2 separate regions of the Homo sapiens genome follow, and region 1 is linked to region 2. The links are chromatin loops, found by intact Hi-C in ENCODE. Cell type or tissue: IMR-90. All regions are shown on one strand. Each heading gives the region's core, and the rest is flanking DNA. Links, peaks and the distances in the headings are about the cores only.

Region 1 (6,899 bases), core at 1,273-6,272, 450 kb before region 2:
TAACCACTAAAATAATAAAATTAATGTAGACTAGAAAGAAGGTAATAGCAAAAAAAAAAAATAGTCCAGTGGAAAGCAGGAAATCAGAAAGGACTGGCATGACAAATTAGAATGCAAAGTCAAACATTAGAAATGAGTCCAAATATCAAAATGAAGTTTAACCGATTAAATTTGCCATTTAAAAGACAGTATTTGACTAGGAGTAAAACACAGCTATACCTTGGTTATAAAATACCTAAAATTTATTGGCACAGAAGAACATTTAGAAGAAAAGGAGTGGAAAAATTACATTCCAGACAAAACTGTCCCCCAAAAAAATTATTTTGCAAAATTAATGGCAGAGATAATATTTAATGAAAAAGTAATTTGAAAATTAAAAGCGGAAAATATAGGTAGATACACTATTTCTCATTGTGTTAACACCCCAAAACACAGCTTTATAGAAAACAAACAGCAGAAATGTATGACAAAGAATACATTCACAATTATAGTGTATATTTTAATATGTCTGTCTTGGAAAAAGGTAATCACCCCTACCACATATTGGAATGTTAAAAACACACTAAAGCATAATTCATGAGTTTAATAGCAAAACCATAAACCTCTTACTGTGTCTCTGTCAGTCTACCAGTATGCCTCTGTTTCTATCTGTCTCTAAAATGTATGTTATTAATTGTCATCTATATGCTTAAGTGTCCCAAAGAAACCTGAGTCCTCTACCCTAAACTTTATTTTTTTAAAAAATATTATTATATTTTTTTTTGAGAGACGGAGTTTCTCTCTGTCGCCCAGGCTGGATTGCAGCCACACTATCTTGGCTCACTGCAATTTCCGCCTCCTGGATTCACGCGATTCTCTTGCCTCAGCTTCCCAAGTAGCTGGGACTATAGGCTTGTGCCACTACGCCTAGCTTTTGTATTTTTAGTAGAGACAGGGTTTCACTATGTGTTGGTGAGGCTGATCTCCAACCCTGACCTCAGGTGATCCGCCCACCTCGGTCTCCCAAAGTGCTGGGATTACAGGCATGAGCCACCGCGCCCGGCCTCTTCCCTAAACTTTAGAGTCATAGATTTATGATATTGAGAGTTTACGAAGTATCAGGCACAGTTCTAATCGTTTTACTATTATAAATAATGCTGAAACAAACATCTACATGCATACGGTGTTTTCTTTCTCCTGCAGTGTCTCTTTGATAGATATTTCCAGCATTGGAGAAACAGTGCTGTACACATCAGATGAGATCCTGTCCTCCTGGAGCCGAAGTTCCTTATTCTTACTCACCACCCACATACCCCCCATCATCAAGTCTTACATACATAAGGACTTCTCTCCCTTTGCCATTTCTCCGATTAACATCTCTCAACTGCTCCCCCTAGCTGTCTCACCAGGCTCTTACCACACTCTCCTATGCTGTGGTCATAACCAATCTACTTGCAGTTCCTTGAACCCATTGCACTTTAATTCACCTGTGTCTTTATGAGTTGTGTAACTTTTCTAGAATGTTCTTGCCGTTCTTCGTTTAATTAGTTTCTATGCGTCCTTCAAGGATACGTTTATACATTACATCATTTGTGAAGCTTTCCTTGACGATTCCCCCCCTCCCATCTTAGAGTCATTTAGATGTCCTTCTGGTGACCTTGTTGCACATTCTAGTTAAAGGTGTTAATGTTTATGCCTGTCTCTTCTACTAAAATACAAAGCTTTGTATATTTATAAAACTATAAAGCTTTTTATGAGAATGTTTTAATTGTTGAGCCAAATTTTGCAGTGCCTAAAACACAGAAGACACCAATTAATGACTGGTTGAATACATAAATTAAAACACTTTTTTCTGAGTTCCAGCTGCTTACTTTTTAGTATTTAAGTGATAATAGTAAAATAGAAAATTGAGAGTGGAAAGGTCATCAATCATTTCCCATTTTGACATATTTATTCTTATTTTTGTATTTTTTCCACCAACCTTTATGCTTATAGAGAACATTTTTCTCTTTCAATATCATGTTTTTTGAAATATATCATAACATTAGATTTTTAAGTGGTTATGTAATTTTATAATTCTTATTTTTAAATTCTCAATTTCAATAGCTGCATCAAGACATATACTGAGCACTTTGTACCACACATTTTTTTCTAAATGTGTTATGCACTTGATCTTGTTTAATCCTCAAAACAATCCTATAGCTAGGTACTACTATTATACCCACCTTACCAATGAAGAGATTCAACTTCTTTGGAGCAACAGAACTAGCACTGGAGCCAGCATTTCAACCCAGATAGTCTGACTCTAAAGCCCACCTTAACTGCAACTATACTAAAGTGGTTGTACCATAATTTAGTTAAATATACCATCTTTCATTGTTTGGGATATTTTGGGGGGAATTTTTTTTTCTTTTTTCGAGACGGAGTCTCACTCTGTCACCCAGGCTGGAGTCTAGTGGCACAACATCCCCCTCACTGCAACCTCTGCCTCCCAGGTTCAAATGATTCTCCTGCCTCAGCCTCGCGAGTAGCTGAAATTACAGGCACGTGATGATTCACCTGCCTCAGCCTCCTAAAGTGCTGGGATTACAGGCATGAGCCACCAGGCCAGGCCAAGCTGATCACTGTTAACTACTTAGGCTGTTTCCAATATTTTATTATTGCAATCAATGCTGTAATGAACATCTATGCAAAAATAGCTTTAACTCCTTCTGAAGTATTTGTTTAAACCATTCCTAGATATGGGATGATTAGGTCAAAGAATACACAAGATTTTATGCCTTTTTCTGCATATTGTTACTATTCCAGATTATTGCACCAGAAGGCCAGTAGCAAAGCATGACTGTTTCAATTTTATTTTGCCCTCACATAATTTGGTGTTATTTAAAGAAAAATTTGTTTAGTTGGTAGAGTACAGCATTACCACATTATTTTGGTTTGCACTTCTTTTCATCAAAGTGAGACTGAACATTTCCATATATATATATACACACACATCTATCATACATATATATGTGTGTGTGTGTATATATATATACACACACACATCTATCATACATTGCTTATCAACAGGGATACACATTCTAAGAAATTTATCATTAGCCGATTTCGTTGTATTAACATCAGAGTGTACTTACACATACTTAGATGGTAGAGCCTGCTACACACCTAGGCTATAGGGTATAGCCTATTTCTCCTGGGTTTCTGTACAGCATGTTACTGTGGTGAACACTGTGGGTAACTGTAACATAATAGTAAGTATTTGAATATCTAAACATAGAAAAGGTACAGTAAATATATAGTGTTATAATATATGGGACCACCGTTATATATGTGGTCTGGCATTGAGCAAAACATTGTTATGTGGCTCATGACTGTATATGTTTGTTTTTGCCAGTTACTCCCATATTCTCAAATGTCTCTTTGGGTCCATAAAAAATAATTTGAACAACAAATTCAAATTAGTTGTTTTGTAACATTATAAAACTTAAGTTACATTAGGCCCTTAAATATAATATTTGCAAAATCTGAATAAAACAATTTTATAATGCAATCAATGAGAGCCAGCTGAATTTTTTAAACTGCCTCTTAGAGAAAGCTCTCATTAATTTGAAATGCGGTCACACATGAGCTCCTTTAAAGTCAAATATAATCAAAGCTAACACCAGGGGGAGCCCAGTAGTCATTCCATGTGAAAATATATCTGACTTTTAATACATTTCTGAAGTGACACTGGAGAAAATTTACAGTGAAATTATGAATACTGCATTTAATAGTCCTACGGAGAAAAAATAGAAATCGGTGCTTAAAATATACATTCAGACTTCAACCTTTTAGTAAACTGAAAAAGACATGAGAATGATGATTATGTGAACAACAGTTGTAGAACACCCACGAATGCCTGTACAGATCTTGTTTCCGTTGTTATTTCTGCCTCCTGTCAGCATAGGAATCTGACAGGCCTACTTCAGAATCTAGCTCTGCTACATCTAAGCTGAGAGTTCTTGAACCAGTTACATAATCTGTGCCTCAGTCTGTTCAGCTGTACATGGTAATACCTACCTCACAGGGTTATTGTGAAGATCAAACTGAGATCACATCAATAAAGCATCCAGCACATAGCCCAGGCTCAGATATGTTAGTTCATTTCTTCCTCTAAAGCAGTGATTCTCAACCAAGGTTGATTTTGCTACCAATGGTCATTCAGCAATGTTGGGAAGCATTTTTGGTTGTCACAACTGGTGGTGGGTCCGGCATCTCATAGTCAAGGCCAGGGATGCTACTAAACATCTTACATAGGACAACTCCCCAAAAAGAAAAATTATCTGCCCCCAAATGCTAAAAGTGCCAGGGTTGAGAAATCTTTATCTATCTAGAGAAATCTAATATCATCGTTAATACTCCTTTGCTGAGAGCCTATTCTATGTTGGATTCAATTTGAGTTTCTGGAAATACCATGAAATACAAAGATCTTGCCATGCAGGGGATTACCGTCTAATAGTGGAACTATGGCTTATCACAGTCTGCGAGTTTGGGGATGGGAAAGAGTGAGGAAAGTTCAGAGAATATCCCTTTTTCAGTTTAGAGTAAGCACCTTCAGCACCTCCACTTCTGTGAGCAAAAGGTTGCAGAGCACCCTGGGTGCCCTTTTGGCTGTCTTCATGCTAGTGGAGCAGTCCAGAGTTTCCTTCCTGGGGTTTACTATCCCTTAATTTAGGCTTGCTTCAGAAAGAAGTGCTGGTCACTTCCTCAGCACTTCTTATTCAAGTGCTGGCCTCTGCTGCAGTAGATGTTGGGGCACAGGGGCTCTGCCCTTTCCTACAGAATGGGCCTATGTGAGGGTTGCTTTCACCTGCTGACCCTTCAGCACATCCCCTCCCTCAGCCCTGGGGAGTTTCCTGAGGAGGAGAGTAAGAGCCACTTCTGCCCACCGCACATGGCCAGTGGCTCATGAGAGAAAAGGCTTTTGAGTCAGAAGTCCTGTGTGAGTCCTGGCTCTGCTTCTTTCTTCCTGAGGAGCCTGGGGAAAGTCTCGACATTTCTGACCTCCACTTTATAGCATGGAAGGAGGAATCTCTCATGAGGTTTATGTGAACTTTATTTGGTGATTTGCAAATATAAATCATAATCCCCCTCTGGGGGGGATTTGCTTGTTGAGTCCTGCCTGCCCAAAAGTTCTGTAACCAAGCTCAGAATTTGCCACAAAATTACTCTAGTGTGGCCTTATGTCGACAGCTAGAGGCAGGTGGAATCACGCTTAAAAGCAGCTACTGTGTGTCCATTCCGAATTCATCACTTTGTGCCCATTGTTTAAGACACAAGCATGGAAAAGCACTCTAAGGGAGGCTACGGGGCTGAGTGAGCTGAATGCCTGGGAGATCACTTACTGGCTCCTCCACTGCCCATGCTTCTGTCATCAGCCAGGTAGGGAGCTCAGTTCTGAATACACTCCCTTCCTAGTTTCACGTTTTTCTAAAAAGAAAGCAAACGCCTATGTCATGTATCCAAAATGTATAAAATTTGTAGTTATGACTGTTCCATCACATCAGAAAGTTACCAGAAACCTTTAATGAAACAATAAGAACCCTACTAGGGCTAATTTTATGGACGTCTTTCTGTGGAGCTTCTAAAAGAAATTGTGGGTGATATAATTTAAAATTATGTGTAGTGTTGTGCAACAATAGTAAGGAAGCCATTTGGTAGACTCTCAGAGAAGGACAGCAGAGGCAAGTTTTGGGCTCCCTGCCTGTGTAAGAGAACAAGATCTGAATCGGTCTGACCCCACGCCCGCAGGGAAAGAGCACCCTTGAATCTGACCTATTACTTCCACAGCAGATGGTCCAAAGGAAATGTACAGGCATTTTACACAAACATGCATCTGAAAATGAAATTTGCAGTAAAATAAACACGCACTTGGAGAGCACTTTCTCTTCTTGCCGCATCTCATAACTGACTCCACTGAAGTAAATCCTGCGTCCCAGGCAGCAGCTGAAGAACTGAGGGAAAGACCACTACACCTTTCAAACATTAACTCATGAGTTGTGCTGGGTCATCTGGCACTGCAATCCCTCCAACAGACTGTAAGCTCTTTGCTTACGGCTTGTGTCCTTGCCTAGCTTGGTGCCTCACTGAAGGAAGCTGTTATGGTGTCCCCACTTCCCCCAGGGAGGAACCATCAATTATGTTTGGGTCTTCTCTCCTCTCTGCTTCCACTCATATATAGGTGTAAAAAGCATAATAAGACAGCAGAAAATAAAAATGATAACATATGGAATCTAACATATGCATCCACTGAGCCACAGAGCTAGGTAACTACCTACACTAATCCTTCCAAGGATTCCGTGAGTAGTTATTTCTACTTTACCTCTATTTTATAGGTCAGGAAACTGAGAGGGATTTTTTTTTTCCTATGGGCCCTGTTACAGGTTGAATTGCATACTCTCCAAATTCAGATCTTGAAGTCTAACCCTCAGTACCTCAGAATACAACCTATTTGTAAATAGGATCATTGCAAATGTAATTAGTTAAGATGAAGTCATACTGGCATAGGGTGGGCCCCTAATCCAATATGAATGGTGTCCTTATAAAAAGAGGAAATTTGGATACAGAGCCAGACATGCAAACAGGGAGAATGCCATGTGAAGATAAAGGCAGACATCAGGGTAGCACTTCTACTAGCCAAGGAACACCAAAGATTGCCAGTAAACCAACAGAAGCTAGGAAAGAGACATGAAAGAGATTCTCCCTCATAGCTTTCAGAAGGAAACAGCTCTGCTAACACCTTAATTTCAGATTTCCAGCCTCCAGAACTGTAAAATGATACATTTCTATTGTTTAAAGCCACCTAGTATGTGATACTTTCTTATGGAAGCTCTAGGAAACTAATATAGTCCCTCAATGAGTTCTTAGCAAAGCTGGGA
Region 2 (6,899 bases), core at 596-5,595:
CTGTAGGTTATTGGGAAGAATCTGCTTTGTACCTCATTCAGGATGTTGACAGAATTTAGTTCCTTGTGATTATGGAACTGAAATCTCTGTTTCCTTGCTGGCTGTCACTCAGGGCCCATTCTCAGCTCCGAGGGCCAGCTTACTTTCCTTGGCATGTGGCCCCTTTCCATTTTCAAAGTGAGCAAAGCTAGAATCTCTCTTGCATCAAACTCCTCTCATGCTTCTAACCTCTTTCACCAGAAAGAGACTTGTCCTTTTTAAGGACTCACCTGGACAGGTCAGGACCACCAAGTATAGTCTCTCTTTCTCTCTCTCTCTCTTTTTTTTTTTTTTTTTTTTTTTGAGACAGGGTCTCACTGTGGTTGCCCAGGCTGGAGTGCGGTGGCACAATATTGGCTCACTGCAGCCTCAACCTCCCAGGCTCAAGTGATTCTCCTGTCTCAGCCTCCTGAGTAGCTGGGATTACAGGTGCACACCACCATGCGTGGCTAACATTTTTGTATTTTTAGTAGAGACAGGGTTTCACTACATTGCTCAGGCTGGTCTCAAACTCCTGGACTCAAGCAATCTGCCTGCCTTGGCTTCCCAGAGTGCGGGATTGCAGGCGTGAGCCACTCACTGCACCTGGCTAGTCTCTCTCTCTCTCTCTCTCTCTCTCTCTCTCTTTATTTATTTATTTATTTATTTATTTATTTAACTTTAAGTACTGGGATACATGTGCAGAACGTGCAGATTTGTTACATAGGTATACAAGTGCCATGGTTGTTTTCTGTACCCATCAACTTGTCATCTAGGCTTTAAGCCCTGCATGCATTAGGTTAATTCTCTCCCTCCCTTTCCTCCTCACCCTAGTCCCTCTTTCTTAAAGTCATCTGTACTACATATAACACAACCTAATAATGAAAGATCCCATCATATTTACAGGTCCCTTCCATGCTCTAGGGGAGGGAATATACCACAATCTGCTACCACAATAAAGTTGGCATAAAACATAGAAAAAATTAAGAGAAATTTCAGCAAATCATTGTATTGTGAATGCTGAATGATGGGCGATACGTGTTTTTGTTTAGTTTTACTAACTTTGTTGTGTATGTGTGTGTGTGTTGTATTTTTAGCATATTGATCAATCACAAAAAGAATACTAAACTACTTTTATTAGTGAATGTACTTATTTTTCACATTTCTTTTCTATTTTTATTAATATCTGTATACTCAGGATTAACCTTTGTTGTTTGCTTCTGTCCTCTGGAACCTGATATCTGGGGCAATTTCAAAAAGTAATTTCTGAAGTGGGGGCAATAAATAAGTCAACCTAAAAAGAGAAAATAGCAGTCTGAGAAATCTTTCCAAATTTTCTGTTTAAAAAATCTGGCCACATAAGAAGTAAAAATAATAATAGCCATCAATGATGCTAAGCCACTGACACATTTCATCAGCATTGCTTATCTCCTATTTTCCCATTGTTCAATGTCGTCACATGAATTGTCATAAAAATGAGATTATTATTGTTCAGTTGCTCATTAGTTCAGGCTGTGGAGATCTCCTAAAAAGGATAACTTGTCTTTTGAGACCTCCCTATTTGTTACTAGAGAAAAGTGTGGGATGTTTTGGATTGCAGATGGAAAGTTTTCCTCTTTAACTGAACTCTTGAGATTGTAGTGAAATCATCCATGTCCTGAAGCATCATAATCGTTCCCATATGGACGAATTCATTCAATAAACAGTTATATTTGCATATATAGATTATCCCTAGAAATAGTTTGTCCCTGTTTTGGGAATCTTTGCTGTTCAAACAGCTCTCAAGGGTATATAAGAGGGTTTTACTCCTCTTACCCACCTCCCCATTACAACTCAGTTCCCTAGTGTTTTCCTCCAAATATTTTTAAGAAGTGAGGTAAGCTGGCTCTGAGGCTTCTAAATTCTGAATTCTGGCTCATTTTAACTGAGTCATTCCGGAGGTCCTAGCCTTGAAACAACTTATCTTTGGTTCCAATAAACAATAAGCTTAAGAAAAAAAGTTAGCTGTCTAATAGCCCCATGATTCCCTTGGCTATCTAGCTAGAAACTCTGTTCGCAAATCTGCTGCATCTTTGATGAATAGGAAATTTACAAATAATTCACAATTATGTTGAGTCAGCGCAGGTAGGGAGTTATCAGACAGTCAAAATACTTTAAAAGTGACCTGTTGGAAAAGTACTAATTTAAAAACCTGCTCAGATTTTTGCTTTCTTTCTAGCGATTACCTTAAGATTGTATTGCACCCTTTGTTATATTTTTAGATATTTAGATTTTCTTTTCCTTTATTGCTGATATTGTTATTGCTCTATGAAGCAATACAACTTTTAGCCATCTGCTTCTCTTCCTCTTTTGGATAATTGACATTTTGTCAAATGGCAAAAAAACAGTATCAACCATACTAAGTAATAACTAGCATTTATTAACCCTTCCTTCATGTTGAAGATAAAGCACTTCAAGTGTTTTATCTCATGTAACTCTCGAGACAACTTAAGAGGTAGGTGCTTTTATTATCTCTAGTATTTAAATAGGGAAGCTTCACTCCAGACGGGTTAGATAACTGTCCCTAAGTCACACATTGACACCACAGAGTAGTTCTGATGATAGGTTGTGGTGCTTCTACACATTCCCAATCTAAAATGCCAGTAAAGAAGTGACTGCTACTGCCATCTGCTGGTAACTAGCAGAGTTGCTAGCTACTTTTGCTCATGCTGCAATTAAAAATCTGTACAAATTAGTGTTTGCAATGAGAGCTCTCTTCTGACACACGTTGGTGTCTCATGATGCCATCTATCATGCTAGTGTTTAGAACAGTCCCTGACACACCGTAAGCACTCAATATTTATGGAATGAACAAATGGAGATCCCAGGAGAGTTTTTGTTGGTAAAACTTCTCAAGTTGTCCTGAAAGAACACAGAAGCTGTCTCCACACAAAGCAGTGATGGTCTTTCTTTCTTTCTTTCTTTCTTTCTTTCTTTCTTTCTTTCTTTCTTTCTTTCTTTCTTTCTTTCTTTCCTTTCTTTCTTTTCTTTCTTTCTTTCTTTCTTTCTTTCTTTCTTTCTTTCTTTCTCTCTCTCTCTCTCTCTCTCTCTCTCTCTCTCTCCTTCCTTCCTTCCTTCCTTCCTTCCTTCCTTCCTTCTTTTTTTCTTGAGATGGAGCTCTGTTTCCCAGGCTGGAGTGAAGTGGTGCGATCTCGGCTCATTGCAACCTCCACCTCCTGGGTTCAAGCAATTCTTCTGTCTCAGCCTCCCGAGTAGCTGGAATTACAGGTGTCTGCCACCACACCTGGCTAAGTTTTGTATTTTTAATAGAGACGGGGTTTCACCATGTTGGGCAGGCTGGTCTCGAACTCCTGACCTCAGGTGATCCGCCCAACTCAGCCTCCCAAAATGTTGGGATTACAGGCATGAGCCACCACGCATGACATATGATGCTGTTTTTCAAGTGTTTACTTCATTCACTGTGCTGCCTCTGCATTTACAATCTCCTTTGAATTTCCTTGTTATAACCTAGTTTATAAGTGGAGTCTCACTCATGTTTAAATCTAACTTTATCAGTTACATCGTATAGGTTTTAGAAGGAATCCTAGTTTCAGAACTGACAGAACTGAAAAATCCTGGCTAGTGTTTCCCAAGCCCTGTTTCAAAAGATGGTGATTTTAAAAAAGTGTTTAATAGACAAATAAGTTTCAGAAGCAGTACATTAGATAAATTTCCCTTGTTTTCTTTCTTTCTTTTTTTTTTTTTTTTCACTGTAGAACTTCTTAGAGTATTGAGGCAGGAGAATGGCGTGAACCTGGGAGGCGGAGCTTGCAGTGAGCCGAGATTGCGCCACTGCACTCCAGCCTGGGCGACAGTGAGACTCCGTCTCAAAAAAAAAAAAAAAAAAAAAAAAAAAAAGAACTTCTCCGAGTATTAGAAATCTTTGAGAAGGGTTATACATAAAACCGTATTTGGCAGCTTGGGCTGCCATAAAAAAATATCATGGGCTAGGGTCTTAAACAAGAAAAATTAATTTTCTTACAGTCTGGAGGCTGGAAGTTCAAGATCAAGGTGCTGACTTGTTAGGTTTCCAGTGAAGGCTCTCTTCCTGGCTTACACATACCTGCCTTCTTGTTTTGTCTTCACAGGGTCTTTTCTTGGAGGATGATATTGGAGAGAGTGAGAGGTGCTCTTCTTATGTCTCTTCTATTAATGACACTAATCCAATTGGATCAGTTCTGCACCCTTATGACCTAATTCAACCTTAAATACTTCCTTAGAGGCCCCATCTCCAAATACAGCCATACAGGAGGTGAAGACTTCAAAATATGAATCTGGGGGGGACACAAACATTCAGTCCACTTACAAATAGGACTTGATCACAGATTCTTTCTCATTTAGCTCCTATTAACATCCTAAAAGACATTAGTGTTTTGTGGAACTCACTTGGAAATTTCCAATATACCAAACTCCAGTTACTACAGATGGAGTCCAGTGAGAATAATTTTCCTAATATCATACAGCTAGTTATTGGCAAAGCTAGAACTCTCATTTTAAGTGTTGTTTTCATGATATCATGCTTGTTCTATTTTATTTCTCCATACGAAAATAAACACTAGTATTGCCTTTGCAGAACTTTACAGTTATAAAGGGGATGTGAACTAACATTTATTGAGTGCTACTATGTGACTTTTCTACCCTCCCCCGTGCTAAATGGGTTAAACATTCCAGAATTTATGACTGTTGCATTTCACATCATGATTTAATAAATGCTTGAATGACAGCCTCTATGGGATGAGTCAGTGAGAGTCTGCCCTGAGAGATACATCTTGCTGATTTTCTATGTGTCAGGCACACAGAAAATGTTTTTTTTTCTTTTTTTTCTGAGACAGAGTCTCACTGTGTTGCTCAGGCTGGAGTGGGGTGGCACTATCTTGGTTCACTGCAATCTCCGCCTCTTGGGTTCAAGCAATTCTCCTGCCTCAGCCTCTCAAGTAGCTGGGACCACAGGCACCAGCCACCACACCTGGCTAATTTTTTGTGTGTTTTTAGTAGAGATGGGGTTTCACTGTGTTGATCAGGCTGGTCTTGAATTCCTGACCTCGTGATCCGCCCGCCTCGGTCTTCCAAAGTGCTCGGATTACAGGCATGAGCCACCGCACCGGGCGGCCTTTTTTCTTTCTTTCTTTCTTTCTTTCTTTCTTTCTTTCTTTCTTTCTTTCTTTCTTTCTTTCTTTCTCTCTCTCTCTCTCTCTCTCTCTCTCTCTCTCTTTCTTTCTTTCTTTCTTCTTTCCTTTCTTTTTTTTTTTTTTTTCTCGCCCAGGCTGGAGTGCAGTGGCCCGATCTCAGCTCACTGCAAGCTCCACCTCCTGCGTTCATGCCATTCTCCTGCCTCAGCCTCCCAAGTAGCTGGGACTACAGGCCCTGTTTGTATTTTTAGTAGACACGAAAGTAGCCAGGATGGTCTGGATCTCGGGACCTCATGATCCGCCCGCCTCGGCCTCCCAAAGTGTTGGGATTACAGGCGTGAGCCACGGCGCCCGGCCGGGTTTTTTTCTTTTTTTTTTTAATTTTAATCTTTTAAAAACCTTTAAACTGACAAATAATAATTGTACATATTCATGGGGGTATATAGTATTGTTTTGAAACATAATGTATGGTGATTAGATCAGGGTAATTAGCATATCCATCATCTGAAACAATGGTCATTTCTTGGGTTGGGAACATTCTGTATCCTCCTCCTCCTCTAGCTATTCGAAACTATGTATTACCTACAGTGGTATAGAACAATAGAACTTATTCCTCCTATCTACCTGTAATTTTGTCCTTTAACAAATCTCTCCCTATCCTGCCCCCGACCCACCCTTCCCATGACCCTCCCCAGCCTCTGGTATCCTCTGTCCTACTTTTTACTTCTATGAGCTCAACATTTTTTTTTTTTTTAGCTTCCACATATGTGTGAGAACATGTGGTGTTTAACTTTCTGTTCCTGGCTTATTTCACTTAACATAACGTCCTCCAGTTCCAGCCGTGCTCACATTGGCCTTTTTTTTATGCTCTAGAAAGTTATATTGTTTTCTGCCACAGACTTCATAATGCTGTGTTCTTTTCTACTCTTCTTTTTTACTTCCCACCTTGTTCTCCTGCACTTCAGATGCACAGAATTGTGTTAACCATAAACTTTGGGTGTTTATATGCCATCATCCTTGATCCATTCACAATACCATTCAATAATATAATAAACATCCAACCCAACAATCAGAATAAGTAACCTATATTTATCTACATGTGCCTTTCTTGTCTCATCCCATTGCATCTCCCTCAAATAATATTTTGATCCTAAATGTTAGATTTATTGTTTGCTTGCTTTTTGTTGTTTTTGCTTGCCTAACCACACACAACACCACACACACACACACACACACACACACACACACACACATCTCTATTGGTTACATGGTTTAATTTTTTTTGTTGTTGTTTGTTTGTTTGTTTTGAGACGGTGTCTCGCTCTGTCACCCAAGCTGGAGTGCAGTGGCGCTATCTTGGCTCACTGCAAGCTCCGCCTCCCGGGTTCACGCCATTCTCCTGCCTCAGCCTCCCAAGTAGCTGAGACTACAGGCACCTGCCACCACGCCTGGCTAATTTTTTGTATTTTTAGTAGAGATGGGGTTTCACTGTGTTAGCCAGGATGGTCTTGATCTCCTGACATTGTGATCTGCCCGCCCTGGCCTCCCAAAGTGCTGGGATTACAGGCGCGAGCCACCGCGCCTGGCCTTTTTTTTTTTTTTTTTTTAAATAGTCCAGAGGTCTTTTATTTTATTTCTTTAACACCTATTATGCATGAATTCATAGGGAATAGATTCCAGCAGCTCAAGCTCTTTCCCGTTGGTTCTCACACA

What was found. A loop is a pair of places that touch in the nucleus more often than their neighbours do. Peaks named below come from ENCODE experiments on the same cell type or tissue, not always from the same donor. Only the 100,000 strongest peaks of a DNase experiment are listed, where the experiment ranks them.
Region 1: it touches region 2 in a loop (3-fold over the local background); 7 of 110 quality-filtered maps call a loop at or near these places.

What each region holds. Positions count from the first base shown.
Region 1 is chr6:25,715,089-25,721,987 of GRCh38, reverse strand. No RefSeq gene overlaps it. Among named protein-coding and RNA genes, the nearest start is that of H2AC1, 8.0 kb to the left of the region's middle. In IMR-90, for the core only: CTCF peaks have their summits at 1,379 and 3,642 (motif pointing right); no DNase peak of the experiment used is centred there.
Region 2 is chr6:25,261,656-25,268,554 of GRCh38, reverse strand. It overlaps the pseudogene RPL21P68. Among named protein-coding and RNA genes, the nearest start is that of CARMIL1, 14 kb to the left of the region's middle. In IMR-90, for the core only: a CTCF peak has its summit at 2,685 (motif pointing left); a DNase peak (open chromatin) is centred at 2,684.